4 separate regions of the Homo sapiens genome follow, and all the other regions are linked to region 2. Evidence: chromatin loops called from intact Hi-C (ENCODE). Cell type or tissue: heart left ventricle. All regions are shown on one strand.

Evidence for each region. Peaks named below come from ENCODE experiments on the same cell type or tissue, not always from the same donor. Only the 100,000 strongest peaks of a DNase experiment are listed, where the experiment ranks them.
Region 1: a loop joins it to region 2, with 9 times the contacts of the local background. A loop is called at or near these places in 59 of 110 quality-filtered maps.
Region 3: a loop joins it to region 2, with 2.4 times the contacts of the local background. A loop is called at or near these places in 4 of 110 quality-filtered maps.
Region 4: a loop joins it to region 2, with 2.9 times the contacts of the local background. A loop is called at or near these places in 8 of 110 quality-filtered maps.

The regions. Positions count from the first base shown.
Region 1 is chr13:28,793,710-28,801,709 of GRCh38, forward strand. No RefSeq gene overlaps it. Among named protein-coding and RNA genes, the nearest start is that of MTUS2, 23 kb to the right of the region's middle. In heart left ventricle, a CTCF peak has its summit at 3,138 (motif pointing left); DNase peaks (open chromatin) are centred at 2,542 and 3,092; H3K4me3 peaks cover 370 bases.
Region 2 is chr13:28,321,268-28,329,267 of GRCh38, forward strand. FLT1 (fms related receptor tyrosine kinase 1) reads right to left here. Exons shown (of 30, transcript NM_002019.4): 20 at 6,195-6,283; 21 at 1,523-1,679; 22 at 995-1,092; 23 at 196-318. Among named protein-coding and RNA genes, the nearest start is that of FLT1, 170 kb to the right of the region's middle. RefSeq lists a silencer at 1-199 and enhancers at 962-2,161, 6,826-7,326. In heart left ventricle, a CTCF peak has its summit at 3,124 (motif pointing right); no DNase peak of the experiment used is centred here; H3K27ac peaks cover 1,016 bases.
Region 3 is chr13:28,419,164-28,427,163 of GRCh38, forward strand. FLT1 (fms related receptor tyrosine kinase 1) reads right to left here. Exons shown (of 30, transcript NM_002019.4): 10 at 7,996-8,000. Among named protein-coding and RNA genes, the nearest start is that of FLT1, 72 kb to the right of the region's middle. RefSeq lists an enhancer at 3,863-3,912. In heart left ventricle, no CTCF peak of the experiment used is centred here; a DNase peak (open chromatin) is centred at 4,028.
Region 4 is chr13:28,399,258-28,407,257 of GRCh38, forward strand. It overlaps FLT1 (fms related receptor tyrosine kinase 1), which reads right to left. Exons shown (of 30, transcript NM_002019.4): 11 at 6,523-6,637. Among named protein-coding and RNA genes, the nearest start is that of FLT1, 92 kb to the right of the region's middle. In heart left ventricle, no CTCF peak of the experiment used is centred here; no DNase peak of the experiment used is centred here; H3K27ac peaks cover 894 bases.

The DNA of each region.
Region 1 (8,000 bases), 470 kb after region 2:
ATTCTAAATAAGTTAAATAGTAAGCTTCATTCCCTCTTTAAATTTAATTTATTATAGAATTTTATTATGTCAAAGACTTCATTGTAGAAATTACTTTAAAATAGGTATTTCAAACTGAAAATTTGTTATTTCTGAATTTTTGTTTATGCTTCTGTAAAATGAATTTGAACCAGATCGCCTTTGGAGTCTCTCCTAGTTTCAAAATTCTGTGTTCTACAAATCCTCTCATTTTTACCAATCTGTTATAAAGCAACTATGTTGTAAATAATAATATTATTAACATGGTACTTTTGCTTGCCAAAATGTATACTATAATATTTTTGTTTTTTCTAACAGTGTTAAATTAATCTTCTTAATCTCCTTTTAAGTCAATAAAAGTCAGATGGAATTTCTTCCATTTTAGAGATTAGGAAATGAGAAACAGTGGTTCATGACAAGGAGAGGATACATTTCATTTTGTCTAGTGACCCTGAAGTGTATTATTCTTGTCCCTTTTGTAATCATTATACATCTACTATTAGATAATCATGTATCCAAAAGTTATCTGTGGTGCAAAGTCTACTTGGTTACTTAGTTGTGGCAAGGTTTTAAAAACAGTTAAAATAAAACTTGAGCATAGGAACTTGACGATAAAATCTAAGATCTTCATTTCAAGGGGAAGAAACAATTAGAATTTGGAATTTAATTAGGAAAACACAATTAAAGGGATGCAGTGTCTATTCTCCTGCTGAATATTAAAGTTCAACACAAAGGCAACCCTTACGTGAAATGTAGTTGTGGCTAATTAGCTGCGGTAATGGGCTGGAACAAGTGACTTGTTCACAGATAGACAATGAACTCTTCAGCGGCCAGAGATCAACGATCATTTAGGAAGCAAATGCTTAGAATCACATGGCTTAGAATATGCTTGTCTGGTGCAATGTTTCACAATACATAGTACACTCCCTATGTTTTCTCTCCATATTCGATATGCAACTGCTAAGAAACATTATATGCTTGGCCTTATTAATAAAGAATTATTGATATGCTAACCCTGAACTGAAACCAAAGCAAAGCGGACTGATCTCTGGAAACAAGCTGAGTAAACTCCCAAGGTCTTGGGCCACTAAGTAGAGTTGCTAGAGACAGTAGGTCTCTTCTGCTGCCTCCTGACCTTGAATATAAAACTACAAGCTCAGGTTGCAGACCACATGTTCAGAAAAGAATGATCTCTGAAAACAGCACAGGATAAAACTCAAAAGAGCCTTGGGTCTTGTAGTTTTGGCTCTGCCACTATGAGCTGTGTGACGTTCTGTAAGATCTTTACTTCTCTGGGCTTTCTGTATTTTACCTGTAAATGGCATGATTAAGTCACTCTCTAAGGGTGTTATAAAAATATCACAGCTTAGGAGATGGGAAATATAAAGATACTATGTGAAGCTGGCATTCTTTATTAGGGCAAATCTGCAAACAAGTAAAGAGTTCTTTCCTGTACCAGCCACTCAGTGACTTACTTACTTAAGTCCTGCTTGGTAGCAACCCTGTCCTGGTTCTTCCTTGGTCTCATTAGTAGGCACCTTGCCATCAGCCAGTAGGTTATCAAGACATTTATTCTCACTTCAACATTTGAGTGTTTACACATACTAGCAGTGGTTCTAGGAGCTGCAGATAGTCATGAACAAAAAAACTCCCCCACAAATCCTGCTCCCATGGACAGTCTATTATTAGTAGTAGTAGTATTTTTGTAGAGGCAAGATCTTGCTATGTTGACCAGGCTGATCTGGAACTCCTGGCCTCAAGCGATCCTCTTGCCTTGGCCTCCCAAAATGCTGGGATTACAGGCATGAGCTAAGGTGCCTTGCCAGACTGTCCAGTCAGAGCAGATAGACCAAAAGCAATCAAATAAATACACAAGACATCAGGAACGGATGATATGCGATATGAGGAAAAATAAAGCTGGTTAAAGGGTGAGATGTGCCTGGAGGGGGTTGCTATTTTAGCTGGAGAAAGCGTCCCTGATCTGAATGAAGGGAAGGAGGGGTCCTCATAGTCTCTGGGAAGGAGCAGTCCAGGGAAGCACACAGTTAAGGGCCCTATGGGAGAGCAAGCTTGGGTGTTCCAGGAACGTGGTGGAGATCAATATAGCCAGAGCCAGCAGGCAGAGAGGAGATTCTGTTCCTGATGGTAGTGAGCATCCCGGGGTGTAACAACCCCTTCTCTTCCAGGAACTAGAAAGCAGGCAGGTGACAGCACAGTCTGGGCTTAGGTGTACCAGCTGGTTGGCGTTGGTTAGGCTCAGAGAGTAACCAACCCTCTGGACAGGTGTGTGGCGAGGTACGCCGGCAGGGCCCCACGCTCTTAGGGGCCCCCCAACTTGGGCTTCAAGGCTCCATGGACACCATCTTGAAATTCTCAACACAGTTATCCTTCCTTTTGTTCTGTAAGTGAAGTCCGGGACAATGGGGCTTGTTCCCCAGGGCCTGGAGGCTCGGCTCCTGTGCGGTCCTGCCTCCTGCCTCCTCCCCACCTCGCGGACTTGGGTCTGGGTCACCTGTTCCTGCTCCTGCTCCTGCTCAGAACTGCTGCTGCCCTTCATCCTGAGAGGCCCGACACGGTGCCCCTGCCGCCCTCCACCAGACGGGCAGGGCAGGGTGGGGGCAGGGCCAGGCATGACCCTCTGCACGCCTAACCACAGGGCGGGCCCTTGGTGCCCTAAGGGTCTGTCCCCAGCCTGCCAGCATCTCTGTGCGTGAGGGAGTGTGACATTAAATAGCAAACAAAACATCTGGACAGGTCAACTGAGAGAGACTGCAGAAGAAACGCTTTTTTTCTCTTTTTTAACAAGGGACCCGCATTTCCATTTTATGCTTGTCCCTGGGTGATCTTCTTGACCAGGAATGATGTCACCCACCCCTTGGCCGCCGCTTTCTCTCCGTGGACCTCCGGTGAAGTTGGCTTTTTTTTTTTTTTTTTTTGAGACGGAGTCTCCCTCTGTCGCCCAGGCTAGAGCGCAGTGGCGCGATCTCGGCTCACTGCAAGCTCCGCCTCCCGGGTTCACGCCATTCTCCTGCCTCAGCCTCCCGAGTAGCTGGGAAGATGGCTTTTAAAGCGGGTGAACACTCTTGCACTTTCCCGTGGGGGCTGTTGCCCTCTGCTGGGCAAACCAGGAATTAGCTCTACCTCAAAATCTGTGAAGAAAATGCTCCCTATTCCAGTTTCAAAACCCAATTTGAGACAATGGTTTGAGCATCAGTTTTCTCCATCTGCACTTTTGAAGGCTGCTGCAGATTTGAATAGCCAGTTCTAAAGTGAATTACCTTGTAAGCAGGTGACTTTTGCTTAAAACCAAGCAGTCACAAACTTTAGTATCCAGATCTACCATGTAAAGTACAGCAGAAACACAACATGTTGAGCAGTTGGTTCCACTGTTGAATTGTGCCATCATATAACCTTGCTTACTGTGTGTGAAGTATTCTTCATAATCTTTAAAAGTTATTGGAATGGGCCTACACCTTAATGGTACTTTTGTTCAGGGCTTAAATAATGTAATCAGGCCAGGTGCGGTGGCTCACGCCTGTAATCCCAACACTTTGGGAGGCTGAGGCGGGCGGATCACGAGGTCAGGAGATCGAGACCATCCTGGCTAACACGGTGAAACACCGTCTCTACTAAAAATACAAAAAAATTAGCCAGGCGTGGTGGTGGGCGCCTGTAGTCCCAGCTACTCGGGAGGCTGAGGCAGGAGAATGGCATGAGCCCGGGAGGCGGAGCTTGCAGTGAGCCAAGACAGCACCACTGCACTCCAGCCTTGTCGACAGAGTGAGACTCTGTCTCAAAAAAAAAAAAAAAAAAAATGTAATCACTCCCATTTCCAAGTTCTCAACATGTGGTGACTTTTAATTTTATTGGACATAGGGAGAATTACCTGAGAAATAGTACTTTAATGATTTTAAGGCATAAAGAATTTTATATTTAACCATTAAATCACGGACTCTATGATAACCTTTCTTTTCTGGCAATGATGGTACCAAAACCATAGGAAAATACTCTGTTAAACCTGGTGGACTTTTGCTGTCTTTTCCCTATTTCACTCTGTGTGTGTGTGTGTGTGTGTGTGTGTGTGTGTGTGTGAGAGAGAGAGAGAGAGAGAGAGAGAGAGAAATTGTAAAGCATAAGTAAAAACTGAAAGATGGCCAGGCAGTGGCTCATGCCTGTGATCCCAGCATTTTGGGAGGCTGAGGCAAGTGGATGACTTGAACCTCTGGAGTTTGAGACCAGCCTGGGAAACATGGTGAAACTCCATCTCTACAAAAAAATACAAAAATTAGCTGGGCATGGTAGTGTGTGCCTGTAGTCCCAACTACTCAGGAGGGTGAGTGGGAGGATCACCTGAGCCCACTGAGATTAAGGCTGCAGTGAGCTGTGATTGTGCCACTGCACTGCAGCCTGGGCAACACAGGGAGACCCTGCCTAAAAAAAACTGATGAAAGATGAGCTTCCTCTGTGTATAAGCACAGGAGTGTGATTTACACCACGGAAGTCCCTGTCTAGACTCTACTGTGTGCTAAGCACAGTGGCATGCGCTTCATACATTTTGTCTCATTTAGCAACATTGCAAGGCAGATATTGTATTTCCCGTAGAAAACTGACAATCAGTGAATTTAAATAATGTGCCCTAGGTTGTTAAGCTAGAAACTGATATTTTGCCCTCAATGCCAGATCCACCTGACTCCAAAAACCCCTGTTTTTCCACTGTGCAATGTGGTTGCCTAATGAATGATTCTAACCCTGGTTAGTTTTGTAGAGAACTAAAGCCCTAAGCAGGTGTTCAGGGGAAGAGCTGGACTTGGACTCCATGTTTCCTACCCTAATCCAATTTATTAAATTGCTAGAATAACTTAGCTTTAGGAAGTGGGGATGATCCTTTAAAATTCCCCCTTTCTTATCTCCTATGTGGTGTTTGGGTCCTCCAAAAATTATCTAGATTGAGAGATATAAAAGAATGACCATTTTGGCCAGGAGTGGTGACTCACGCCTGTAATCCCAGCACTTTGGGAGGCCAAGGCAGGCGGATTGCTTGAGCCCAGGAGTTCAAGACCAGCCTGGGCAACAGGGCGAAACCCTGTCTCTACCAAAAATACAAAAGTCAGCCAAGTGTGGTGGTGGGTGCCTGTAATTCCAGCTACTCGGGAGGCTAAGGAAGGAGAATCACTTGAACCTGGGAGGTGGAGGTTGCAGTGAGCCAAGATCACACCACTGCACTTCAGCCTGGGCTACAGAGCAAGACTCTCTCTCAGAAAAAAAAAAAAAAAAAAAAGAATGACCATGTCAACAACAGTTGAAGTGGATTATATATTGATCTTGGTCTAACTGTTCTGGAGAACAGAAGCTAAGCAAATAGGCCACCCACTTTAACATCAACCAGTGTAACCATCCAATGAGTTGATCAATCAGCCAATATTTATTGAGCATCTCCTATGTGATAAGGACCAAGATAGGTATTAGACAACTGGAAATAAATAAGGCATGAGGTCAGCCAAAGGGGACGAACAAACATGTAAACAAAAGTACATTGCAATGCAAGTTCTACACACACACAGCTACGGGACTACAGAAGGAAGAGCAACAGATTCCACCTGGGAGAATGGGGGAAGGCTCCCCTGACGGACACTCACCCATGCCAGCATACCTTCAATATGGAGAAGCCATTTGCATGACATGTTTCTAGTTCTTTTAACAACAAAGTGTATATTCTTCCATTCCAGATTGTACAGGCAAGAGATTTCATAAGATAATCTAGAAACTGGAAATAGTAAATTTTTTTGAAAGCAGCTTCATTATTTTGGCTAATAAGTAACAGAGATGTGAATTACTATGAGGTTCTAGTAAATTTAGATTCTCTAGAGAAATTGGGCAGCAAATGAAAGCTTAATTTCAACTTGGTTAAACACAATGTAATTGGAATAGTTGCACTTTGGGAGGCTGAGGCGGGCAGATCACGAGGTCAGGAGATTGAGACCATCCTGGCTAACATGGTGAAACCCCGTCTCTACTAAAAATATAAAAAAATTAGCCCGGCGTGGTGGCAGGCACCTGTAGTCCCAGCTACTCGGGAGGCTGAGGCAGGAGAATGGCGTGAACCCGGGCGGCAGAGATTGCAGTGAGCCAAGACTGAGCCACTGCACTCCAGCCTGGGCGACAGAGCGAGACTCCATCACCAAAAAAAAAAAAAAAAAAAAAAAAAAAAAAAAAAAAAAAAAAAAAAAAAGAATTGGCATGCTAATTTAATTAAAAACTTAAGCCAGGTGCAGCGGCTCATGCCTGTAATCCCAACACTTTGGGAAGCTGAGGCAGGAGGATCACTTGACCCCAGGAGTTCAAGACCAGCCTGGGCAACAAAGTGAGACACTGTCTCTACAAAATAATAATAATAATAATAATAAATTAGCTGGGCATGAAGTCTGCTGGTTACACTGGAGGCTGAAGTGGGAGGATCACTTGAGCTCAGGAGTTCAAGGCTACAGTGAGCTGTGATTATTCCACTGCACTCCAGCCTGGGTAACAGAGCAAGACCTTGTCTAAAGAAAAAAAAAAGAAAAAAGAAAAAAATGAAAACAAACATGTCAGTTAAAACGGCAACTACTTGTATAATCTTAATGAGTTTTCAATTTAAACATTTTCCAATTAGAAATAGGATTAATTTTAGGGCTTTCATATGTATTATATTTTGAAGACTTCTTTAAAAATGACATAGGCTGGGCACGGTGGCTCATGCCTGTAATCCCAGCACTTTGGGAGGCAGAGGCAAGTGGATCACGAGGTTAGGAGTTCAAGACCAGCCTGACCAACATGGTGAAGCTGTGTCTCTACTAAAAATACAAAAATTAGCCGGGCATGGTGGCATGCACCTGTAATCCCAGCTACTCAGGAGGCTGAGGCAGGAGAATCGCTTGAACCTGGGAGGCAGAGGTTGCAGTGAGCCAAGATCGCACCACTGGACTCCAGCCTGGGTGACAGAGTGAGACTCCGTCTCAAAAAAAAAAAAAAAAAATGACATAAAGAAAATTAAAGTCAAGCCACACTCAGGAGAACATATTTTAATACATATCACCAACAAAGGATTAGTATAGTGCATACGCAATGATCTATAAATCTGTAATATATGACCACACAATTGAAAAATAGGCAAAAGAAATGAACTGGTATTTCACAAAACAGAAAATATGTATGGCATATAACCATAAGAAGAGATGCTGTGTCTCACTAGTAATCAAGGAAATACCAAGTAGAACCACAGTTAGATATTTTATACCCACTAGATTGCCAAAATTTAACAACTCTTACCATATAAAGTTTTGAAGAGGATGAGAACAAATGGGAAATCTATATTGCTGGAGAGACGGGACATTGTGCAGCCACATTAGAAAAATGTTTGGCATTATTTTGAATACTTTTTTGATACACGAAGCGACTTTTATGAGATGTTCATATGGATTCATATTAACCAAAACTAGAAACAACCCATCAGGGAAATGATGGATTATTGTATAGCAGAGAAAATGAGTTGACATCAATTGTGTGCTACAACATAGATGACTCTTAGAAACATTATACTGAGTAAAAATTGCAAGTTGCAGAACCTTATTAAGGATGATACAGTTTTTATAAAGCTAAAAAGAAACATCACAAGATATTATTCAGTTATCCATACATATGTGATAAAATTATTTTAAAAGACAGAAAGAATCGACCTAAAATTCAGGATGAAGGTTATGTTGGGGGGTGGCATGAGGAGGAGGAGGCGAAGGGAATGGGATAGAGGAGGAGCCCATTAAGGGATGCAGGCCTTGGCTTGGGTCATGAGTTCATGTGTTATTTTGTTTTATAACCTACATATATGTTACATAAATTTCTCTGTATTTTTCAATGTTATATTAATATGATGAATGATAAAAGAAATTTGATATGATTTTTATTGACCAGATTTGCAAGACTTTTAAACGGAGATTAAAATAAAGGTG
Region 2 (8,000 bases):
GAAGCAGGAGACAGTGGCCTTTCTGAGCCTTACACAAGGGCTCTCTGGGATGCCGCTCATCTGGACTGTTTGTCTTCACAGAAAGCCAATGATGGTTTTCAGGGACTACAGCTGAGGAAGTGTAAATATTTACCAAGTCTGTGGTTTAAAAGTGATAGGACACACATGAGTCAAATAAACATCAAACTGACTTACATCTCCTTTTCTCACATAATCGGGGTTCTTATAAATATCCCGGGCAAGGCCAAAATCACAAATCTTCACCACGTTGTTCTCAGATAAAAGAATGTTTCTCGCTGCCAGGTCCCGATGAATGCACTATAATAAAACAGTTGCATAATCAATGCATTTCCTTAACCTAACCAACTAATTTCCTACACCTGTCAGTGTCATTATCTTAATTTGGGAATCCATTTCACATGCTGTGAAGGGAGCACCTCTCGGTGCACACAGAGTTACCATAAACATGAAGAGCCTCTCTACAAATACAGGTCCCCAAGCCCTCAAAGTCAAGAAATGGTCTGAATCCACTGGGCTACTATTTGATCAGCGAAGCTGGTTATCTAAGATTTACCAGTGGGCAAACTTTCCCCACAGTCTTTTATCCTGAGCTGCCAAGATGAGATCTTTCTCCAGCTGCAGTTTTGTGGGAGGGCCCTATATGGCTATATTAATAGTAGCTCTCCTATGAAGTCATGTCTTCTGAGATTTGGGCCAGATTTGAAAATATGCCAGAGGATACTGTGGAGAGCCGATGCCAGGTTTGTCTAGTCTGAAACCTGTGAGTTTTCCCCAGAATTAAGTTCTATCCACTGGTATCCATGACTCCTCATTCTCAAAACTCCTCATATCAAGGCAAATTAAGGCACTTGCAGTGGTGTTTGTTCTACATTTAAGAACATAGGTATCAGCAAATACTAGGAAAAATGAATTTATAGCAAAGGTGTGTGTCCAGCCCTGGCAGAGAAGAAAAACAGTAAACAGCAAGACTGACCTTTCTGGAAGACAGGAACTCCATGCCTCTGGCCACTTGAAAACTGTAAGAAATCAGATCTTCCATAGTGATGGGCTCCTTGTAGAAACCGTCAGAATCTGGAAAGCATTAGAACCGTAACTGTTTGTAATGGCTCTTGTTATCCCACCAAATCCCAGTTTATTGGAACAATGTTAGCAAAACATAAAACAAACCAACAAGTAGATCAGAGTTCATTTTTAAGAGTATTTGAGTTTCAACATGAACACCAGAGATTTTTCCAGGCCTCCAGCCCACTTTATCCAAGCATGGGGGCAGGGGGATGATCCATTAAGATGAAAATCCCTGAGGGGAGAAAACGGTACAGTTCCCTGTCAAAATTAGTAACTCTGTAAATTATCTTAATTCAAATCTTATCTCCTCAGGACATTACCATTCGAGTCTCCCACGGATGTTTATTAGAGTGATAAATAAGAAAAAAATTTCAGAGATGCATAGTATGTTGTAAAAATATCTCAGCGCGTAGGACAGGAAGGAATTAATACCTACCCTCCTCTTCCTCAACATCACTCAGACTTTTATCTTCCTGAAAGCCGGAGCTCGCAAAGCTTTCGCTGCTGGTGACGCTATCTAGTCTTGGTTTCTTGCCTTGTTCCAGGCCTGGCTCCATTTTTTCTTTCTTAGGCTCCATGTGTAGTGCTGCATCCTTTGAAGAGACCGAAAAGGACCCAGGTGAAAAGGAGCTCCAGCACAGCAGTGGGAAACCAGTCCCTCAACTGGCAATCGCCTGATGAGAAATGAGAGCGTTTCACTTCTCAAAATGGATCGTGAACTAGCACAGGGGCCCTACGGTGTCCAGGAGCCTGACTACCTCTGGAGTTGCAGAGTCTATTGTGCTCTTGCCTGGGCTTCTAGACAGCATCTTAGATCAGATAAAAAAAAAAAATTAAGAGTGGTGGGTATTTACTGAATGCTTACTCTGTGTGAGCTGGTATATTAAAAGCTTTAGGTACATTTCTTGTTTAGTGTTTCCAACAATTTTACGAAGTAGTTCTTATTTATACATGGAGAAACAGGTTCAGAGAAGTAAAGTAATCAAATTCACATGCAGCTAATAAATAGCAAAGCTGGCCGGGCACAGTGGCTCACGCCTGTAATCCCAGCACTTTGGGAGGCCGAGCCAGGTGAATCACGTGAGGTCGGGAGTTTGAGATCAGCCTGACCAATATGGAGAAACCCCGTCTCTACTGAAAATACAAAATTAGCCGGGCATGGTGGTGCATGCCTGTAATCCCAGCTACTCAGGAGGCTGAGGCAGGAGAATTGCTTGAACCCAGGAGGTGGAGGTTGCAGTGAGCCGAGATCACGCCATTGCACTCTAGCCTGGCCAACGAGAGCAAAACTCCATCTCAAAAAAAAAAAAAAAAGCAAAGCTTGAACCCAGGATTGGTCGATGCCCACATCTGTGCCCTTAACCACTTTTCCATGCCACACGCCATCTTGTGAAGGATGACATCACTGAGAGGAAAGGATCCTCAGTGTGCTTGGTGCTTCACTCTGTAATCCCTAGGAGGAGTTATAAGAGAAGGCTATAGTTACCAATTTCTCAGGTTTCTTTGGGGAAGGAGGGAACATGGACATTGCTTTTTTTCTCTTCCATTTAAACAAAGATACAGTTTGATCCTAACAAGGGTAGCAATGGCCTTTCACCCTGGACTGCACATCCAAGCCCTGGTTCATTTGGCTCTTCCATTAATCATGCGATCTTGGGCAAGTCACCTTACTTTTCTGAGTTTAATTATCCTCTTCTGAAAAGCTCTATTATACTATTATTTTATGATTCATAGGAAAGGAGTTGTCAGTTCTGGGTGTTCATGGGAAACCAGAAAAGATTTTTATTGCCTTTTGTAATTCATCTAGTAACTATGACACTCTAAAACCTAGCACTTTCAGTGGCTTTATAACAAGACCATGTTTGTAGCCTAGATTCTGCTAGACAGCAATACTGAGGCAGAAGCAGAGAGGGACTGGAGTTCAGTGGTGTCCCTTGATCCATTTGCATGGTGTGGCAGTTCTAGGATTAACCCGCGTACCCCATCCTTCCTGGGCTTTTCTAGAAATGTCACAAAGCAAGAGTGATCCCTCCACTAGAGGGCACAGTGGGAGCAAGCAGAGCACTGGGAGAAAGCTTCAGGAGGGACAGCCCTAACCTAGTCTAAAAGCCAAAAGGGCACCAAGGTTCCCAGCCCCTGAAAAGAGACCTTCCGGGGTTGCAGAGGGAGGCAGGCCTCAGAGTGAATACCCACTGCCATTGCAGGTAACCCACCTGAGGGCAGGTAAAGACTTTCACTATTTGTTATTGTGTTTCCACAATGCAGTTATATTGGATTCTGTTCAGTTGGGGACTGGAATTTTATTTTTCACAAGATCCTTTGTGGGACAGAAGGCATCAGAGAAAGCGCTGGCAATAGCATGGGGAGAAAAATGCTCCACAGGCTCACTCAGGGCTCTGCATGTGAAAACTCTCCCTGGACAGCCTTCTTCCCCACGGCACCCAAAAGTCACAGCCTAGGCATGTCTCCAAGGACCAAAACTCAGGCTCTCTCACTCCCTTCCTGACTCCCAATCAATTGTATATTCAGCTTTGCTTATCAGTACCACTTTTGTTAAATAAAGGTAATTTACTGAACTCTTGGGACTCTGGCAGAATATAGTGAATTTATTACAAACCATATTTAAGGATCCCAGTTAATTTATTTGGAAAATGAAGTATTCCATTTTCAATTTAGCCTTTTGGTTTTGCCTTTCCTTTACCTTTATCTTCCAAATATGAAAGACAGCCATGGATTTTCCACAAAAACACTAAGCTCCACCAAGTTGCACAGGGAGGCAAATCATTAAATATAGCCAGAGAAGGAAGCAAACTCTTCAAAACAAAGGACGCACAAACCCAAACGTTCCATCCTGCCCAGGTCCCTAGGGTATTCTGCTGGCTTAGCTCTTCCTGAAGCCAGTCCAAAATTTCAGTACTAAGGGGAATTTGTACTGCCCTCAGCCCAAGGCACCACTTTCCACTTTTTCTTATGCTTTTTTCACCTCATTTAGTGTGGTGCACAGAAAAGGCAGTGGAGGAGGAGTCAAGAGAGCTGAGTTCTTTCACCTTCTGACTTCACCTCATGGTAGGTGTGTGTCCTTAAGCGAATCACTTGACTTCTCTGAACGCATCTGCAGCCTGCGAGTGTGAACCAACTGATCACAAAGATCCCTTTCAGTTTCAAGATTCTAATTATTAGGCCGGGCACGGTGGCTCACACCTGTAATCCCAGCACTTTGTGAGGCCGAGGCAGGCGGATCACCTGAGGTCAGGAGTTTGACCAGCCTGGCCAACATGGTGAAACTCCGTCTCTACCAAAATATTCAAAAATTAGCTGGGCGTTGTGGCGGGCTCCTGTAATCCCAGCTACTTGGGAGGGTAGAGGCAGGAGGATCACTTGAACCCAGGAAACGGAGGTTGCAGTGAGCTGAGATCACACCACTGCACTCCAGCCTGACTGACAGAGAGAGAAACTCTGTCTCAAAAAAAAAAAAAAAAAAAAAAGGTTCTTATTATTAGAGGACCTGACTTAAACCTGGGGAAAATGATGTTCTTGCATATATTGCCGGTCCGGTAGAACATCTCTGTCTTTAATTAGATCAAAGTTTGAGGGATGAGAAAATTGGCCAGCTGTCCAGTGGTTCTTATTTGTGTGTGAAGATTCTTGCCCACATTATAAAGATGGGCATCATTCTTGGATTTCAGACATTTTATCCACCATGTAGATCAGTGGTACGAAGTTGGACTCACCCAATTTTTCTATCTTAGTAGGTCAATGATGTTGATGATGATGATGACAGTGGTGGTGACAGTGATGATTAACATTTATTGAATGTTTGACTGAGAGATTTTTATTCTCTCAACAATCCCATCAGCTGGATTCTATTATAAGCTTCATTTAATAAACGAGGGAACTGAAACAGACAGGTTGAGTAATTTGCATTCCCAGATTTCATGAGAAGTAGAGACAGGATTTGAATCCAGGAAGTCTGATTCCAGAGTCTCAATGTTTAACCACCACACTACATGGGTTCATCACCAGTGTTGCTGATTACTGGTTAATAATGTTGAATCACTGTCCCCTGGACTTCTTCAGCTCAGAGAAGGACACAGTATTGGTGCCATATGTCACACTGGCAAAGTTTTAGTAAATTATTTCTCCTCCATTCAATAATCTCTCTCTCTCTTTTTTTTTTTTTTTTTTTTTTTGAGACGGAGTCTCACTCTGTTGCCCAGGCTGGAGTGTAGTGGCTTGATCTCGGCTCACTGCAACCTCAGCCTCCCAGGCTCAAGCGATTCTCCTGCCTCAGCCTCCCTAGTAGCTGGGATTACAGGCGCGGGCCACCACGCCTGGCTAATTTTTGTATTTTTAGTAGAGACGGGTTTTCACCATGCTGGCCAGGCTGGTTTCGAACTCCTGACCTCACAAGATCCACCTGCCTCAGCCCCCAAAGTTCTGGGATTACAGGCGTAAGCCACCGTGCCTGGCCCAATAATCTCTTTTAAACCTTGTTTGCCCTTAGGTCTTGGGTCCACATGTTCCTTTTACTACACAGCTTTTATTTAATAAGGCTGGTTCAGAGTATATGTAGGGATGACATGGGTAGTGAGGGTGTCAGGAAGTAGGGGAAAGGGCAGTGGAAAAGAAAGATAATGATTTTTGGCCCTGGCCACATCATTGGTCTACTGCTGATTGTCAAGTCACTCAGTTGATTTAGCCTTAGTCAAAATCTAACCTAATAAATGGAGACAATTATATTAACTATTATCTTCCTTAAAGAAATAAGTGACTTGTGTATGTATGTTTGCGTGTATGTACACATGCACACATATATAGGGGGAGAAAGAGAGAAAGTTATTGTTAGATATTTAGATAAGTGGCTAGTAGATTTACTCTCCAATTATGGCTGCATACGCACACAGGGATCAAATGATTCTCTGTGCTATCCACACTAGAGTGTAACAGATTATCAGGGGAAAAAACATGAAAAAAGGAGAAGAAGCAGAGATTGAGTTTTAAGTTTAATCATTAACAACACAATACAGGTTTCTCTTGCTTTATGTTGTTACAGACTAAATGAAAACTCATTGCTATCTTTAAAAACCTCCAACTTTTGAAATCCTTACCTTGTTGAGAAAAAATAAGTCACGTTTGCTCTTGAGGTAGTTGGAGAGATTTCCATATTTGCAGTATTCAACAATCACCATCAGAGGCCCTGCAGCCAAAACAGCACATGCTCATGCTCAGCCACACCAAGCCAGTCAGCCATTTGCCAGCCTTCAGCCTGCCTGAGAAACCTCAAACCAACCAGCCTTTGTATTAGTGGGGCGAAGGGATGCGATTTAGGGATGAGAGGCCCATGAATACGGTGACTTTTTCAGTTTAACCTAAGAAGGGGTTTAAAGAATACAATTGAAATACAAAAAAAAAAAAAAAAAAAAGGAGGTGAGGGGCAGTGCAGAAGCATTAGAGAGAAAAGATTGGAAGAAGGACAGAAATACGTTTGAGGAGGGGAGAGGCAAAAGCCAGCCTCCCTGCCTCTTAACCAGACCCTTGCGAGTAGAGCGGCTTCTGGTTACTGTCACACCAGTCCTGGAACTATTAAGCAGCTCCTCCCTCCCTACCACGACAGAGACGGCTACCTGGCCGTCTCTCGCCAGCAGTGTCTGCGCGATTTGCCTTGGGGCTTGCCAGAGGATCTACAGTAGGAATCGGCAAACTCTTCTTGTAAAGGTCCAGCTAGTAAGCATTTTAGGCTTTGCAGATCAAGGAGCTACTACTCAATTCTGCCTTTGTAGCCTGGAAACAACCAAACAAGTATGACTGTGCTCCAAGAAAACTATGAACACAGAGATTGGAATTTCATACAATTTCATATCATGAAATATTATTTTTATTTTTTATTTTTTCCCCCAACTTTAAAAAGGTCAAACCATTTTAAGCTCACAGGCTGACCTTGGTTTGCCAACCCGACCCCGGTCTGAAGGAAGCAAGAGGGTTGGGAAGGAAGTCCAGCTGCACTCTGAAGGCCTCCTCTCTCCTGCCCTGCGTTTCCACTGCATGCCTGGGCTGGGCATGCAGCCCACAAAGCAAGGACCACTTCTGGGTCAAAGGGGAGTGACCCCGGAGCTGCTTCACCAGCCGCTGCCCAGGGCATGCCGGGAGCCCAGAAGCCACTAGTTCTTTTTTGTGCCTTGCAGAAGTTGGGCTGGTCCTGGTGGAGTGGTTTTCTCTTAGTACGAGGAACACGCTAGAAATCCTAACAGCATCTCATCTTCCCCCTAGGTTCCAGAACGGGAAGTTGCTTCCAGAGTTTTTTATGTCCCCTCTACGGCGGCAGATGCCGCAGAGTTCGGCTCCCGCATGGGGTCCAGCCACCGTCCTCAGAGGGGCTTCCATGCTGGCGCCCAGCTGCACGGAGCTGACGGCCGCACATGAGGGTAAGCTGTCTCATTATACCTGATCAGTTTTACAGATGCAAAGTTGAGGCAAACAGAATGAGGTTGCCACGACAGAGAACTTCATAAAACGTTATCCGGGGATGATGGAGAAGCAGGCGGGGCCGTGTCGAGGTCCCTCCGACTGTTTCTGGCCTCCCCAGCCTTTAGCTCCTCTCTAACCACCTCCGCCCCTAGCAGATTGTCTTCCCCAGCTACCCTTCATCTCTGCTACCTCTGTTGAGAGCTGGGGAAAACATTGGCTTGCACAGCTCTTTGCACCTTGCTGGCTCAAACAATGATCACACATCTACTCTGCCCTAACCCTGCCATACGGAAAGAAAGGTCTGCGACAACATGCTGGAGCTCTTAATCATAAAGCACAGCTCTGTCCCTACCCCCTTGGGTAAGGTCTATCTGCATGGTGGATCTGGAGGGAAGGGCCCCCACATCACCTCCTCCTGGGACCCTACCAGTAGTGATTCATTCATTCCT
Region 3 (8,000 bases), 98 kb after region 2:
AAAGGCACTGTCAGGGCCAGAGTCTAAATCCATCATGCCCTTTCCATCTTATCAATCCAACAGGTTCTGCTTTGTCACCTAAAAGGGCACTGATTTTACATTAAAGTCACATAGATACCATATTTTAAGAAACAATCTACCAAGTCAGTGAAGATATACTAAAATGTAGATCCCCAGGCAGAAGTGCATGTTTTATAAGTGATTTGTTCTACTTATCTATCACCTAAAGATCTTGTGTCAGGACATTAGTTTCTAGATTCAATAATAAAAATGCTCATTCAATTTTTAAAAATCTGTAAATTTGGCCAAAGACAATCTGAGAGGTTCTGCCAATCTTCTTAAGGAATCTTCACAAATTTTGTGTCACTATCTTCTGGTAACCTGAGAAGCTACACTGAATCTTGCTGAAAAGATCACTATAAAAACCATCCAGCGGCCGGGTGCGGTGGCTCATGCCTGTAATCCCAGCACTTTGGGAGGCCGAGGCGGATGGATCACGAGGTCAGGGGATCGAGACCATTCTCGCTAACATGGCGAAACCGCGTCTCTACTAAAATTACAAAAAATTAGCCAGGTGTTGTGGCACGCGCCTGTAGTCCCAGCTACTTGGGAGGCTGAGGCAGGAGAATCACTTGAACCCAGGAGGCGGAGGTTGCAGTGAGCCGAGATCGTGCCACTGCACTCCAGCTTGGGCGACAGAGCAAGACTCCGTCTCAAAACAAAAAACAAAAAACATCCCGCATAGATTTCCTGTGACTCAGCCTTTTAGTTTAATTTAAAACACATAATGAAATGTTTGATAGCAATTACAGGAGACAGTTAACTCATTAGAAACAATTATTCATCATATTCACTGTATTACTAAGAAGAGTGGGAAAAGGAGGAAAATCTCACAAAGCAGAGAAAAGTGGCAAAGGGGCCTTTGGCAAAAGAACTCATGCTCTGTTCTCAGGACTTTGTATGAAATATTAATAAGGGCTGTTGTCCGAACAGTCACATTAAGCAGCATGCACTTCCTCGTCCAGTAATTATATAACAGAATGCAAGAAGTTTCTCATTAGTAAGTGAACATTCACTTTTGGCTTGTGATGAAAGCCTCCTGTATAAGATGGCCAGTTTTATTTGGCTGTTTGTTCAAGCTCAAAGTCCTGCTAAAGTGGTCTTTGGTCAAGTGGTCTTCTTTAAAGTCCTCATTTTGATTCAAGGTTTTGTTTGTGGTAAATTAAAATTCTCTGTAGCATGGCTGAATTGAGGCTGCATACCCAGACACACACTGCATAGAATATATGTTGAGACACATGGATGGATACAAATTGTATGTGTACTTAGGAAGAATGTGATCAATATTAAAACATGAGGTATGTGACCGTATTTCCAAAAGAAGAGGTCTTAAATTATAGCTTCCCTCAGACATCTGACCTACATTTTGCCCCCAGGAAATGTTGACTTTTTCAATTTTTATAGTGTTAAAACTTTCATTGTGTAGGTGGAAAATAAAATATGGGACATAAAACTGTTACAGCATAAAAATAATAGACATTCATGTTGGCAGTCAATTAAATTTGGGTCTTTGAGTACATTTCTAATTAACTACCATTAACAATTGTCTTGTTTCTGTCCTGTTAATTTTACATACCCCACTGATGCGCCAAACTATGTTTCCCCCAAATGATCTATCCCTAACACATCCCTAATGACTCAGGCCCTCCTTTCTTTGCCAATTTGCTGACGTAAACAATAGAGAAATGCAATTAGGCAAGCCCCTCTCGGAAGCCCTTCTCAGAGTTCCTAGATGCCTCTGCTTTTCTGTGATATTGTAGGCCACCCCACCCCCCATCCCCGGATGGAAGGCAGTAAACCACCCTTACTCTTAGAGTGGTCAGCTTTCTCTTGACACCATCCACCCCAGCCCCCCATAGTACTCTACTGCTGGTGCACACGAAGAGTGTTTCAGACATGAGATGTCACATTGTCATTGAGAATGGCGGGAAACATTATTTTCTAGTTAACTTCTAAAGCATGTAACTATTTTAGACTCCAGTCCTGACCTACTTTTAGAGTTTTGCAAGCGGTTCCTTGAGAGTCCATGCATGTCTACTAGATTTTTCTTAGAAAACCCCCCATTTTATCTAAGAAAGCCAAAAGAATAATGTTCTCCCTCAACCTTCCATGAGTTGAGAACCCAACATTTTTCACACCCTGAAGGGACTCATCTGCAGAAGAGCAAATAAAGCAGGCAAAGCTTTAGAGCTAACTGGGCAGAGAATGAGCATGCCTTCATTTGTTTGGGCTGGATCGAGGCTGGCAAGGTGGTCCAGGTTGGCACTGCGGAAAATACGGCTTGGCCCCAATGGTGGAGGAGCTGCTGCACTTTTTTTTTTCCTTACTGGGCCCTTATTAACATTATAATCACAGAGTCAGTTTTGTATCACAGAGTTTGTACCTCCATTTAAGACTTTTCTGACAGCCATTCTACTTTCATAAGTTGAAATTTTCTGTTAATTTGTTACCGATCCTCAGAGTTAATGGTCAAATTGCCTTACAGTTTACAAGAAACAGAAGGGAAACATCAGTGTGCAAACACTGGGAAATACTTTCAAGCCCTTTTGAAGGAAGAAAATATAATTTACAGTGATTTTCTAAGTTAACTCATTCATAGCTGTGTATGATAGGAAAGGGGAAGCACGACCATTGCCATTTACAGAAGGGGAAATAGAAACACAGATTAAAGAACTGGCCAAGGTCACACAGAAGTCAGGGACGGTGCCAAGAATAGAACTTGCTTCCTTGATTCCCAATTCTCTATCCTTGGGAGGATGTAGTAGATATTTTACAGATACATATATAGATCCAATAAGTAATCACCAAATATGTTTAATCTTGTATAATGCAAACATAAATGCTAAAGACAAGTGGTATTACCTTTATGTTTTACACGTGGTTGGTGCCTAATAAATATTTGTGTGATGAGCAGATGGTTGACAGTATATTTAGATTGAATATCAGTGACGTGCCAAGTTGCTTTGTAAGATGTCAGCAATATTAATGCAATGTAGACAGAAATGTTTCTCTACATATTTTGACTAGTTATCACAGATAGCTTATAAAGAAAACGAGTTTTTTCACAAAGAACCCGATGTTACCTAAGTTTTTTTCCCATGAGTGGGGAATAACTTAGTACGTGGTACAACTCTGTCTATTATAATCAATCAGTGTTACTTCTTCCTTTGAAACTATGATTTGTGATAATTATATAGGGAGAGAGAATTAAACTGGACTGTGATCTAAAGAATGTGTGCTCTCAAAACAAAACTGCAGTAATCAAAGGCTGCAGGCATTGAACCTCCCTAGAATAAAGACCCAAACACATTCAACATTTTAGAAACAGATCTTTGTTTTAGAAAGAAGAAAAGACAATCCAGAAACAACCAGGTGGACTCTAGACACCCATGGAGGAGGTGATCAGAGCTCATGAGAGTACCAGGAAGGAGATCAGCAGAAGCCCCCCACCATCCCGTTTGTGGGGAACAGATGAGCGCAAAGACCCATTCAGGCCACACAATTGTCCAGTCAGCTACCCGAGGGTCTCCTTGGTATTCAAGCACACGTAAAGAAAAGTAGACTTTCAACATCTTAGATTCTTCCTGAGAAAACAGTGATCTGCAGCACAAACTGATTATGCCAAGACTGTCCTTGCCCTATCCTCTCCTGGGTTCCTGAAATCCACCCTTTCCATTCCACAGAGAAGGTCCCCTTCCCTCCAGTCCTGTATTATTATTGTTCCTTTAGAAACCAACCAACCTCCTTGCCATGGACAATCTTATCTAAATAGTATCTCCTGTGAGGCTGCATCAGTACTCTGGCAGAGTTCATGGAGGACTGTAAGATCAAGCGGAGCTCAGTCCTTGGGGGGTTTACTCGTACTACTTAGTTGTTCAAAATGCAGGCGGAACGTGAAGTTCTAGAAATTGAAAGTGGACTGGCTGAGCAGGCATCAGCTCCCCCACATGCCCAGTCAGCCCACCCCAGCCTCAGCCAACCCACAGGGCAGAACCACTTCCTCTCATGACAGGAAACCAATGAATGGGGCAGGCCACACGAACTGGGAGAATTACTTCATTCCCTCATGACACCCTTCCATTTACTCTTCCTTTTACTTTTGTCTAACTCTTCTGTAGTTCCTTAATTTTTCTTCTTCTGAAAAGTCATATTTTCCTGAATTCCACAGCCACCCTCCACCCCAGACCTACTAAATTACTATTCTTAAAGCACAACAAAACTGCATTTTACATTCCATAATTTGCATTCATTTCTTAGAAATGTTTGGCAAAACTGCTCACTGTTGTCAAACTAGCTCTATAGTAGGCAGAAATATCCTTTAAGTTCATTAAAGGTTCTCAGGTCTTATTTAAAGAAATGTACCCCAATGCTAGCAATGATTACAACCTTGCAAATCTGTGGTGCTCTGTAACTTTCTAAATACATTACCTCATTCGATCCTCATAGTCTCTCTATGAAGTGTATATCATTATCTTTACTTTATATGAGCAGAGGCTGCAAGCTATAGACATGTGGAAGGCACTATATGCTTAACATCCTTATGATGCTCTCTGGCTTTTTGCTCAGACTCATGGGAGCAGGTTTAGGAATATCTATTTAGAAGTCTACCTGTTGGCTGAGGATGAGAAAAATAAAATATTCCACCTTATTCAGTGTTGATAACTTATTTTGGTGTTATTAATATTCAAAAGAGATATCACAGTTTTATTATCACTTTTCTTTTCTTTCTTTTTCTTTTTTTTCTGAAGCGGAGTTTCGCTCTTGTTGCCCAGGCTGGAGTGCAGTGGTGCGATCTCAGCTCATTGCAACCTCCACCTCCCAGGTTCAAGCAATTGTCCCTGAGCAGCTGGAATTATAGGTGCCTGCCACCGCTCCTGGCTAATTTTTGTATTTTAAGTAGTGGCGGGGTTTCATTATGTTGCCCAGGCTGGTCTCAAACTCCCGACCTCAGGTGATCCTCCTGCCTTGGCCTCCCAAGGTGTTGGGATTACAGGTATGAGCCACTGCACCTGGCCCCACTTTCCTTTTTTTAATTAAAAAAAAAACTAAAAAGGGAAAGATTCTGCTTTATTTCTTCTTGGTTCATTACCTGTATGAGTTTAAAAGTAATCATCCTTTCCCTCCTCTCTTTTATTCCTAATGTTTTATAAGAACAAATTCTAGGCAAAACGAAAGCCACAATATTACTCAGTCAAAACTTAGCTCGCCTTCATAGCATATTTTACTACTTTTTTTTTAAAGGGTGACATTTTCAGTTGAACTATCGGTAGTTATAATAACTTAACATATTTACATATTTATTAGACTCTAAGACACTAAATAATTTGAGTTAGGTCTGAACCTCTTTCTATAGTAGATACATTAACTGTCTGGCCATATTAAACCAATTAATAGTTTTGAGCTCCTTAAACAAGTACATTCTGTCCTCAAACTAAGCGAATGCTTTGGCCGTGGATATACATAGATACGCCCTTTCACTAGAGCCTAAAATTTAAATGCCAGGAATTATTCTACGTATTTGAGAGTAATGTGCATATATTAGTCACCCAATCTCTTTTGATGATCATGTATAGACACCAGTATGCAAATATGTTACCATATAACTCAAAATAAGTGCAATGGAGCATTTCTTACTCATGTGTTACTAAAATTCCTGTCTACAACTGAATCTAAGTTAGTCTAAGTGTATATAAATATGTTTATATAAAGACATATTTGAGAACTTTTGGTAATTAAAGAGGGTTTCATTTATCTATAAATTTTAGCTTCATCTCTCTGAGAGGGTGAAAGAGTGGTTCTGTTTATTTTCTGGTGTACAAAGTTTCTACATATATTTCTGAAACACCTCTAAGTTAACTGTACTGATTTAACCACCAAGCACCAAATCTGGGCCTCACACAGGTAGGCTACTCAATTAGTACCTGCTGACTAATGTACATCGAGCTGTCATTCTTGTACATCAAAGATGTGTACGTTTTTGGCAGATAATTTCAAGCAGCAACGTATTAAAGAAATAAAGCATATGCAACCTTAAACTTCCATTTGTGATCAGTCTTGTAAGTAGTGAAAAAAAATGCCTTGAACAGAGAATAATTCAAATGGCCAACAAACATTTAAGGTAATGCTCTGAGTCTTGAGACCATTCTGAAAGGAATAAGACATGTTTTCAGGCCTTGGCGAACTTATTCCATCACACAGAAGAGAGATCCCTTACACCACAAAGAAATTGGAAAGAAAGCTAATGTTTACAAAGTTCCATTCGAGGTGGCCTCATTCCCCAAACCATATTTTATTAGCATCACTTAAACCCAAATTTATAAATATTATGTTCTATCACCATAATTGTTATTTTCTAACATAGTTACTAGTTCTAATCCTAGATAGAATAGAAATTTTAGATTTAATATTGCCAAAACAAAATTTAAATATATTTAGAAAAGGCTCTGTTATTCCAGAAAAATTCAACTCTACACTTTTATCCGAATCTAATAGCTTCAATTATTTAGTTTTTTTTTTATTTATTTGCATGTTAGGTTGGCACATATGTCAAGACCCTAAACGGATGGGTCGATAAATATTGATGCATACCCCAAATTTGCAAAATAGTATAGAATTTCAGTAGATCTCACTGTCTTATGTGTTAAACATTCACAGTGGTAAAGAAGATATTTAAGATTTGTAAGTCTTCTCTATTTCTATTCTTAGAAAATGACAGTCAAATGAGAAATCAGATGTGTGGAAAACAGCTACTTCCCAGGAATTCCATAGCTCACCAGTAACTTTCCACTCTGAGAGTAATACACCCTAAGCAAAACGAGTTGGAATTGTGGGAAGAATCTAGAAAATCAAATAGCCACTTCTATCTGTTTATGTTAGGATTATGCTTTGTTTACTTTTCCTGTCAATCTTTTTTTTTTTTTTTTTTTGAATAACAATCCTCCTGAACACTCTGCAAGTGGAGTTAAAAGTAATAAGGAAAATAGTTTGGCATAATGATAATCCTTGGGCAGTTTCAATAATATCTTATTGTTGCACCTATCAAGTCTATTCCTGTTCTTCAAATTAGCTCCCATAAACTATCCTTAGTATCATCCCTCTAGACTAAACAAAAAGAGGAAAAAGCAAACAAGGCTCAGTCATCAACAGGATGCAAGGAAATGCTGCACAATTAGCAGAGGGTAGGGATGTATTCATTTAGCAAATATACACTAAGTATCTACTGTGTGCCAGCCTTGGCCCAGCCTAAAGACACAAGGGTGCTCTCAATCAGCTCTTAGCTTAGAGAGAGACAAACCTTTGCGCATCGAGTGATGTAACAAGGGCGTGAACAAAGTGCTGTTCATACTGAGGGGGAAGAAGTGATTCTGAATGAGGCAGTGAGGAGAGTTCACAGAGAAGGTGACGTAAGAGCTGAGCCATGGGGTTTGATAAATAAAGCCCTCTTAGGAGGCAGGCAATGGGTGGAGGTGCATTTCAGACAGATGGAAGAGCAAAGCCCAAAAGTAGGAAACATAGTGATCACTGGTGTTGGGAAGAACTTGGATCATAACCAAAGAATACAAAATGAAAAATGGGAATGCTAATGCAACTGACATAGTGGTATTGCCAAAGTCTAGGGATCTTCAGTTGAGAAACAGGAGACCAGAGTTCCAACCTGAGCTCATGTCACAGCTCATGGGAGGACCTTAGTTTTGTGCTTGTGCTTCTAAAACTGTAAACTAGAGAGAAAAATTATGAAATTGTTAGCCAGTGATAGGGTATATTCAGTAAGAAAGAAGAGTAGCTGTTGCCCACCTTTTTCCAAGGCAGGGAGAGCCTTTGCCTCAAATATACAGTACATCCCACATGCAGATTCCCATCTGCGTCCATTAAAAAATCTTAATTCCAGGTGTCAAAAAGTATTTGAAAGTTAGTAAAAAAACTGACTGTCCCTACCTTGC
Region 4 (8,000 bases), 78 kb after region 2:
CCAGCACTGTTTTTTTTATGAAGTTAGTTCTCAAGTGTTTATCCTAATGGGCCTCAGGAGAAACTTACTTAGATTCTCAGATTAATTGTTGCTCAGTAAGTAAGTGAAAAACCCATTTCTGTTGGCTTGGGAGTGTTTGAAATTATGGACAGCATTTATCTGCATCTATGAGTCATGTTTGGGTTTTTATTTAAAAGATTTTGATTTCATTGAACTTAGAGCAACCGAGAACAAGAACTGGGTTTCGTGGCAAGGGAAAATCAAGTCAGATGTATACATTTGCCACATTTAAGACCTGTGTAGGTAACCTGGGAATGGCCGTGGCCATTTTACAAGTCCCCAACAAATAGTCAAATAGGTCCAAATTTATGTATAATCAGAGAATAAAACTGAGGTGCCCCGAAGTGAAATGAATCCGGGTCACAAGATGGAGACAGAAATGTATTGAATTTTTCTTCTTTTGTGTGAATGACACCTTCCAAACAAGACACATTACTCGTAGTCAAGCCTGCCCCAGAAATCATGTCTCCAAAGCTTCTATTAAAATAGAAGCAGAAAACAACGTTGATGGGAGTTTACATTATTTCTTTGTTTCTGCGAACCTTTATGTATGCCTTACAATGCACCAGGCAGCATGCAAGGCACTTTACAGGAATTGTCTCATTTAATCCTCCCCAAAACCCTGTGAGATGGGTATATTACCCTATTCTACAGGTAGGACAACTGAGGTTCCGAGAGATTAGATGATTCACCCAAAGATGCAAAGGACCACAGACAGGCCTGGGCAGAATTTATGCTCAGGTGTGTCTGCCTCCGCGCCTATGCTCCTAATCTCTACACCAGATTGCTTCTCGCCTTGAGACTCTTTAAGTTGAATAACACAGATCTATTGGCAAAATTCTGTCTACACCTTTAATTGAATTTTTCCTTGAGAATACTTCCTTTAATCCGCAGAGATGGGTAACATAAATTAAATACTACTACTATTTACAGAAATACTAGTTGGCTTCTCTGATGACATTTTACATAAGCTGCAAGCTGCTCTTCAACTGTTGTTATGTGGTTTGAAAATATATTTGATAAATACAATGGTTATCACTAAAGAAGAAAAGTTAAAAATAAGGTGAAACATATCCTATGATCAGTTTTATTAAAATTTATCTCATTTCTAGAGTACTTCTCTTTCAGGGGATATATTTTTAAATTATAAATTCAAACATTTTCTCATTAAAAATAAAATTATTTGACAATTAAAATTTAAACTTTATAGGGCCAGAGAAAGGAGCTCAGGTGCAAATTGTAGATCAGTGTAGTCTGGCTGGACTAGAAGGCAGCTTTGCATGAGACAGTGAGTTTCAATGTCTGAGTCTTCTGAATAAAGGAAAAAATCTGTTCCTCAGTCCTTATATCCAAATACTATGGTGTTAAGGGAAAAAAACGAAAATAGCATCACAGTTAGGGCATGCAATATCAACTAAATACTTTCAAAGAGAAAGTAACCAAGAATTTGAGTTGTGCGTTTGAAATTATAATCATTTATTCTATAAGGTATGCAAAAATAAATTCTTAAGGATATCTACTTGTATTAGTGCTATAATTAGTTTTCATTTTCCACAATTGAAAATAAATGAAAGAGGACTGAGGAAGAGAAAAAAGCAGAAGTGCTGAAATAAAATTAGACTATTAGGCCTGATGCGGCGGCTCAGGCCTGTAATCCCAGCACTTTGGAAGGCAGAGGTGAGTGGATCACCTGAGGTCAGGAGTTCAAGATCAGCCTGGCTAACAAGACGAAACCCTGTCTCTACTATAAATACAAAAATTAGCTGGGCATGGTGGCAGGCGCCTGTAGTCCCAGCTACTTGGGAGGTTGAGGCAGGAGAATCGCTTGAACATGAGAAGCAGAGGTTGCAGTGAGCCGAGATCATGCCAAAATACATAAATAAATAAATAAATAAATAAAATTAGACTATCAAATTTTATATTAGTCTTAAAGGACTCATGCTTTCTACTCTTCATTTTTACTGCTTTTGCTTTTTGTGGTGCTTCCAGTTGCCTGGCCTGGCCCTCAAGGATTTACATGTTAGAGACAGATCCTTCAAGCCCATTCTCTAGGCTCTTTGGTATGACCCAGGAATGCTCATAAAACTATCAGCAAGTACTGTAAGTTTGGAGTTTTTCATGTTCCTTCCTTCCTTCCCCTTCACTAAGCATTAGTAATTCGTTACTACAATGTTGTTTGAACCTCACTGAATAGAATGGATGGGCTGATGTGTCATTCAGCCTAATTCCAGCACTCGTTTTTTAAACATCTATATATGGAACACTGATTTTAATCTCGGGATGTTTCTAATATAGCTTCCTTTCAAGTGTTTCACTGAGAAATAAAAGTAGATGTGTAAAGGTCATGGAAGAATCTAAAATTAACACAGGGTGGCACATTTGAGCCAACTGATGGGAAAACAGAACGTGAGATTTAGAAAAAATTGGGGTGTGTGTGGGAACTGAAACACAAGCTGTAATTCTGTGGTTAGGATTCTTGCTCCTGTCATGGATTTGTCTCATACAGGACACATTTCTCAAGGTACACTCAGAAGGATTTCAATGGAAATATTGCTAACACATTAAAATGGTAATGATTCTCCAACCTTACAGAATTAATGCTGTGATAACGTATTTCCTGTGTGTTTTTTCTAACACGGGGTTCCTTCTACTTCCTACTCCATATCTACAAACCTAACAGTTTGGCAACACCACTTAGACAATACGAAAGTGCACATTTGCTACTAGCAACTCCAGTTGATGACTCACTTTTCACAAATCTGGGCCAAAACTCGCCAATAAGGAAACTAAATTTTATTGTCCTCTATACCCTTCCTTAAGTTAAACAAAAAAATACAACAAAACAAAGAAAAAAAATCCAAGGTGCTCCAGCGTGAGTGTGATCGCTGCCCCACTGATCTGTGGAGTAGCATTGCTGGGCAGGCTACCATGTGACGGTGGATAAAGGGATCACCGCAGTCTAAGCTGGGACTTTAATTTGCTTTCTAAAAATGTATAGAAAATAAAAACAGTTTTAATTGTGAAGGAAAAAGCACTGCATATAATTCAGAAACAGCAAAACTTCCATTTTGTCACCATCATATGACAGATACATTTTTTCACACCCACAAAAAGATATATTAGTAGATGCTAAAAGTAAAATTACTAAATTCTCCTAAATTCAAGATATGAACTCAATCATTTTATTTAAAGTCTAATATATTACAATTACAACTGCTAATGGGATATGTACCATATATATAGATATAAAATATATCTATATATATAGAGAGAGAGACTTTGTTTAGTGTGAGTATTAAAAGTTTTTTCAGTGCAAACAATTGTTTAACAAAGTCTTCATTGTATATGATCACAATCAGTTTAGGGAATTGCATAAGGGTACATATGACATTCACTTTACTAAAGTAGTACTTGTATAGGGCTTTCTCATTATGTTATGTTATGTTACTTTACGTTACGTTACGTTATGTTATTTATTTATTTACTTTTTGAGACAGAGTCTCACTCTGTCACCCAGGCTGGAGTGCAGTGGCACAGTGTTGGCTCACTGCAACCTCCACCTCCTGAGTTCAAGCGATTCTTGTGCCTCAGCCTTCCGAGTAGCTGGGATTACCACTACGCCCGGCTAATTTTTGTATTGCTAGTAGAGACGGGGTTTTGCCATATTGGCCAGGCTGGTATTGAACTCCTGACCTCAGGTGATCCGCCCGCCACTTTGGTAGGTGATCGGCTTACCAAAGTGTTGGGATTACAGGCATGAGGCACTGCGTCTGGCCTTCATTATGTTATTTCATTTCATCCTTGTAACAGGAAGTACTAGCTAAGGCAAGTATCATTAGTTCTGTTTTTTTTGGAGGAAAGAACTCAAGCTGAGAGAGGTGAGCTGGTTTGTATGTGGTTATACAGAGAGGAAGTGTCGTAGTTTGACTCCAGGGCTCCTGATGGCAGGTTGGGTAGCACAAGTGCAGAGGTCTATATTTAAAATCTTCTGCGTAACTGTAAAATTACCAGACAATAAATTTGTTTTAAACCTTCATGGAGAAAATCTTGGGACGTTCTTTTATCATGGGCATGTTTTGATACTCCACCTCCACTGATTTTTATAGGTTTTTACATTATATATGGAGTCAAGTTGCCACTTCATGGTTTGGGTTAGCCAGAAACTTCACCTAGCTTTCTCATTTTTCATTTCATTTCCTATTGTATATTTTTGTGGATAGGATACCAAAATAGCACTAGAAGTTACCACTGAAATTAAGCTTATAAATTCTTGTGTTAATATCCGGCAGTTAACAGTACATCCTCCTGACATGGTCAGGAAAAAGCAAAATGAATTGACACAACCAATGAATGGCATCTTGACATTTTTCTAGTACTTTGTGACAACTAATTTGCTGTTCACTGCTAATAAACTGAGGTAGTTTCCTTATTAAAAATATCTGAAGGCCGGGTGTGGTGGCTCATGCCTGTAATCCCAGAACTTTGGGAAGCCAAGGCAGGCGGATCACAGGGTCAGGAGTTCTAGATCAGCCTGGCCAACATGGTGAAACTCCGTCTCTACTAGAAATACAAAACTTAGCCAGGAGTGATGGCGTGTGCCTGTAATCCCAGCTACTTGGGAGGCTGAGGCACAGGAATCACTTGAACCCGGGAGGCAGACGTTGCCGTGAGCTGAGATTGGGCCACTGCACTCCAGCCTGAGCAACAGAGTGAGACTCTTTGTCTCAAAAAAAAAAAAAAGAAAGAAAGAAAGAAAGAACAAATTAAACTTTCAAGTTTATATAACTTCCTCTAAGTATTTCATTAAACTGCTCTCTTATCAATAGCTATACATCACGGACTGTTTTAAAGTACTGCTTATTTCTGTCAGAGAAAAAGAGTTGTAAACCACCTACAGCTACTGCTATAGTTATAAAAACTTCCTAAGTGTTTAATAAGAGACTATTGGTGTTATCATATAAGCTATTGCCACTCTGACTAATTTCTACAGTGGCTTACTTGGCTATAAGGGCATTAGGTTTTGCAAAGGAAAGACTTTGGTTTGAGTCTCTCATTTATACTTTTAAGCTGTCTTTGGGTTAATCATCTTATCTTCCCTGTTTTATCTTTAAAATAGAGATAACCACTCTCATCTGCCAAAGAATGATGGTGACATTAGCATATGTCAAAAAGTTTCACATAATGAAAATTATAGATGTTATTTGTTGTTACTGTTAAATCATACATGAGGAACGATGCCATCTACTTTGTCATCTTCAAGTGCAAAGTGTACGGCTGAATAGATGACATAAGCATACCCACACTCAAGCAGGCAGTGGAATCTGTATTAACAGTCTCTACTCCAAATCAAGAAATATATATGTAAACAGACATGTCAGCAAGGGGATACTTGATATGTTTTTTCTTTTTAAAAGAATCATGGCTGGGTGCAGTGACTCACGCCTGTAATCTCAGCACTTTGGGAGGCCGAGGCAGGTGGATCACCTGAGGTCAGGAGTTTGAGACCAACCTGGCCAATATGGTGAAACCCTGTCTCTACTAAAAATACAAAAATTAGCCAGGTGTGATGGCAGGTGCCTGTAATCCCAGCTACTTGGGAGGCTGAGACAGGAGAATCACTTGAATCCAGGAGGCAGAGGTTGCAGTGAGCCGAGATCACGCCATCGCACTCCAGCCTGGGTGACAGAGTGAGACTCCATCTCAAAAAAAAAAAAAAAAAGAAAAGAAAAGAATCACTATCCCTGTGCCAGACAATAGCAGATTTTTAAGTGTATTCTTTACTAATTCAACAGGAAAAAGCCACTAGGTCTGAGATCCACTGAGACTTGCCTAGCTGACAGGCTTGTTAGCTATTGCCAAGCTTCAGTGGGGGTTAGGGGAGTATAAAATGAATAGTGCGCTGATGAGGTCAAGGAATCTTGATAGATTGTGTGTGTTTGCATATCCCCCTCAACTCAGGCTTTGCTCTTGCAGACAGAGGGAAATACATGATATTTCACAAAATAGAAACATTCAGTTTTAGCTCTAAGTCTTGCACTAGCTTTTGCTTACTGGGATCCCACTTTATGTACATCAGTGATTCTCAATCCCCGTTAGGTACTGGAATCACCTGGGAAGATTTTACGAGCCCTAGGCTGCACTCCGGAGATTTGGATATAATAATAATTGGTAGAGTATTCTAATAGGCAGCCAGGACTGTGAACCACCAATGTGGACCAGTTTGATGTTCAAGTGGACAGTGCCATCTCTACCATTAGGAATGAGTACTCATTATGTTGGAACTGGTAGCTTGAGTAGTCTCTGTGTGTATCTCCATGAAGACATAGCTCAGATATTGTCTTTCTTCTCTCTGAATTTTTGTTTGAACATTTAAATTACTTCTGGTGCCAATAAACCTAGAATTGGGAGCTGAGAGTGTATTTGTGGAATAAATATCCCAGTGCGCATTTTTACAAACAATACCTTATTCTTTCCTTCTATTATTGCCATGCGCTGAGTGATGCTCTCAATTCTGTTTCCCATGTTGCTGTCAGCATCCAGGATAAAGGACTCTTCATTATTGGAACAAAAGTCACACCTATTAAAAAAAAAAGTTGTCACAATGTGGCTTTACAGCATGGTTCAGTCAATGGGGACAGGTGAAATGAAAACTTGGTGTAAGTCCTCAGATAACAAAGTCACAAATTTTATGTGTGATCTTCTTTTCCTTAGATTTTTTCCTATATTCATCCTCAAAACTTAAAAATAGCAAATATATTTGGCTGATACTTGAAAAAAGCCCCACACTAGTGTGTCACCATACATCCTTTTCGTTGTAAATGTTAATATTAAATAAAAATGCATAAATTAGAAAATTTAGTATCTAGATTTTAGTTTTTAGTGGAAGTAACATTCAAACACGGAAAAAATGAAGTTATGTTAATGAATAAAAAACTCAAGGAAATCATACCATTTTATATCTATAAAAGGCTGGCTTTTAATCAGAATATGCAGTTGGATGGCTAAGTTTTTCCAGGGCTAATTAAGTGCATATGGAAATCAACATCATGAAACAGTTATTAAATTCAGTCTCTCTCTGCTCAAGTTTTGGGGAACTGTTCAAGCTCTCAGGCCTCAAGTGTTTAATTATAAAATAAAGGTGTTGATGTTATTTATCTTTGAGGTCCATGAATTCTCTCTCTGTTTTAAACATTTCACCATTTTGCATTCTGACTTTCTGGACTAGAATTTTTTTGAGCAGAAAGCTTGCTGGTCTCTAATTTGCACATGTCTTGGGCAGATTCTACAGATTTTTTAAACCAAGAGGAATTTTATTATTATTATTATTATTATTATTATTAATATTAGAGACAGGGTCTCACTCTGTCACCTAGGCTAATGTGCAGTGGTGCAATCATAGGTCACTGCAGCCTCGAACCTCTGGGTTCAAGCAATCCTGCCGCTTCAGCCTGTAGCTGGGATTATAGGCTAAGTGAAATTTTCAAGCTTCATTTCCAGAAAAAAATGAGTGGTTCATCTTTAGCAGCCAAGAGCAGGAATGACTTATGTGAGAGGAAAATGAGAGGCTAAAGTCAGTGAGAAAAAGGGGAAGACAGAAGGGAATGTGGTCAGAAAAACGTTCCGTTACTATTCCTCCCTGGTCCTTGAGCTGAGAAGGAACTCCAGAGTGTTAAACTATCGCATCTGCAGGGGTACTGGCCCTGTAACGTCCTCCTGCAGAGTACTCACCACCTTTTAAGTGCTGACTTAATGGTTCTGAGTCCCCGCTGGGCCAACAGCTACAGGAGGACAGGGGACAAATCGACGTATTCACTCTGTCCCCATAGCTAAGCAGGGCCCGAGCATGCCGTCGGCGCCCCATAAACATTTGCACACATGCAGACAGGCACAAGGTACCCGAAGTTGTTTTTGCTAAGAGTTTCTACTTTCTTTAATTGTTT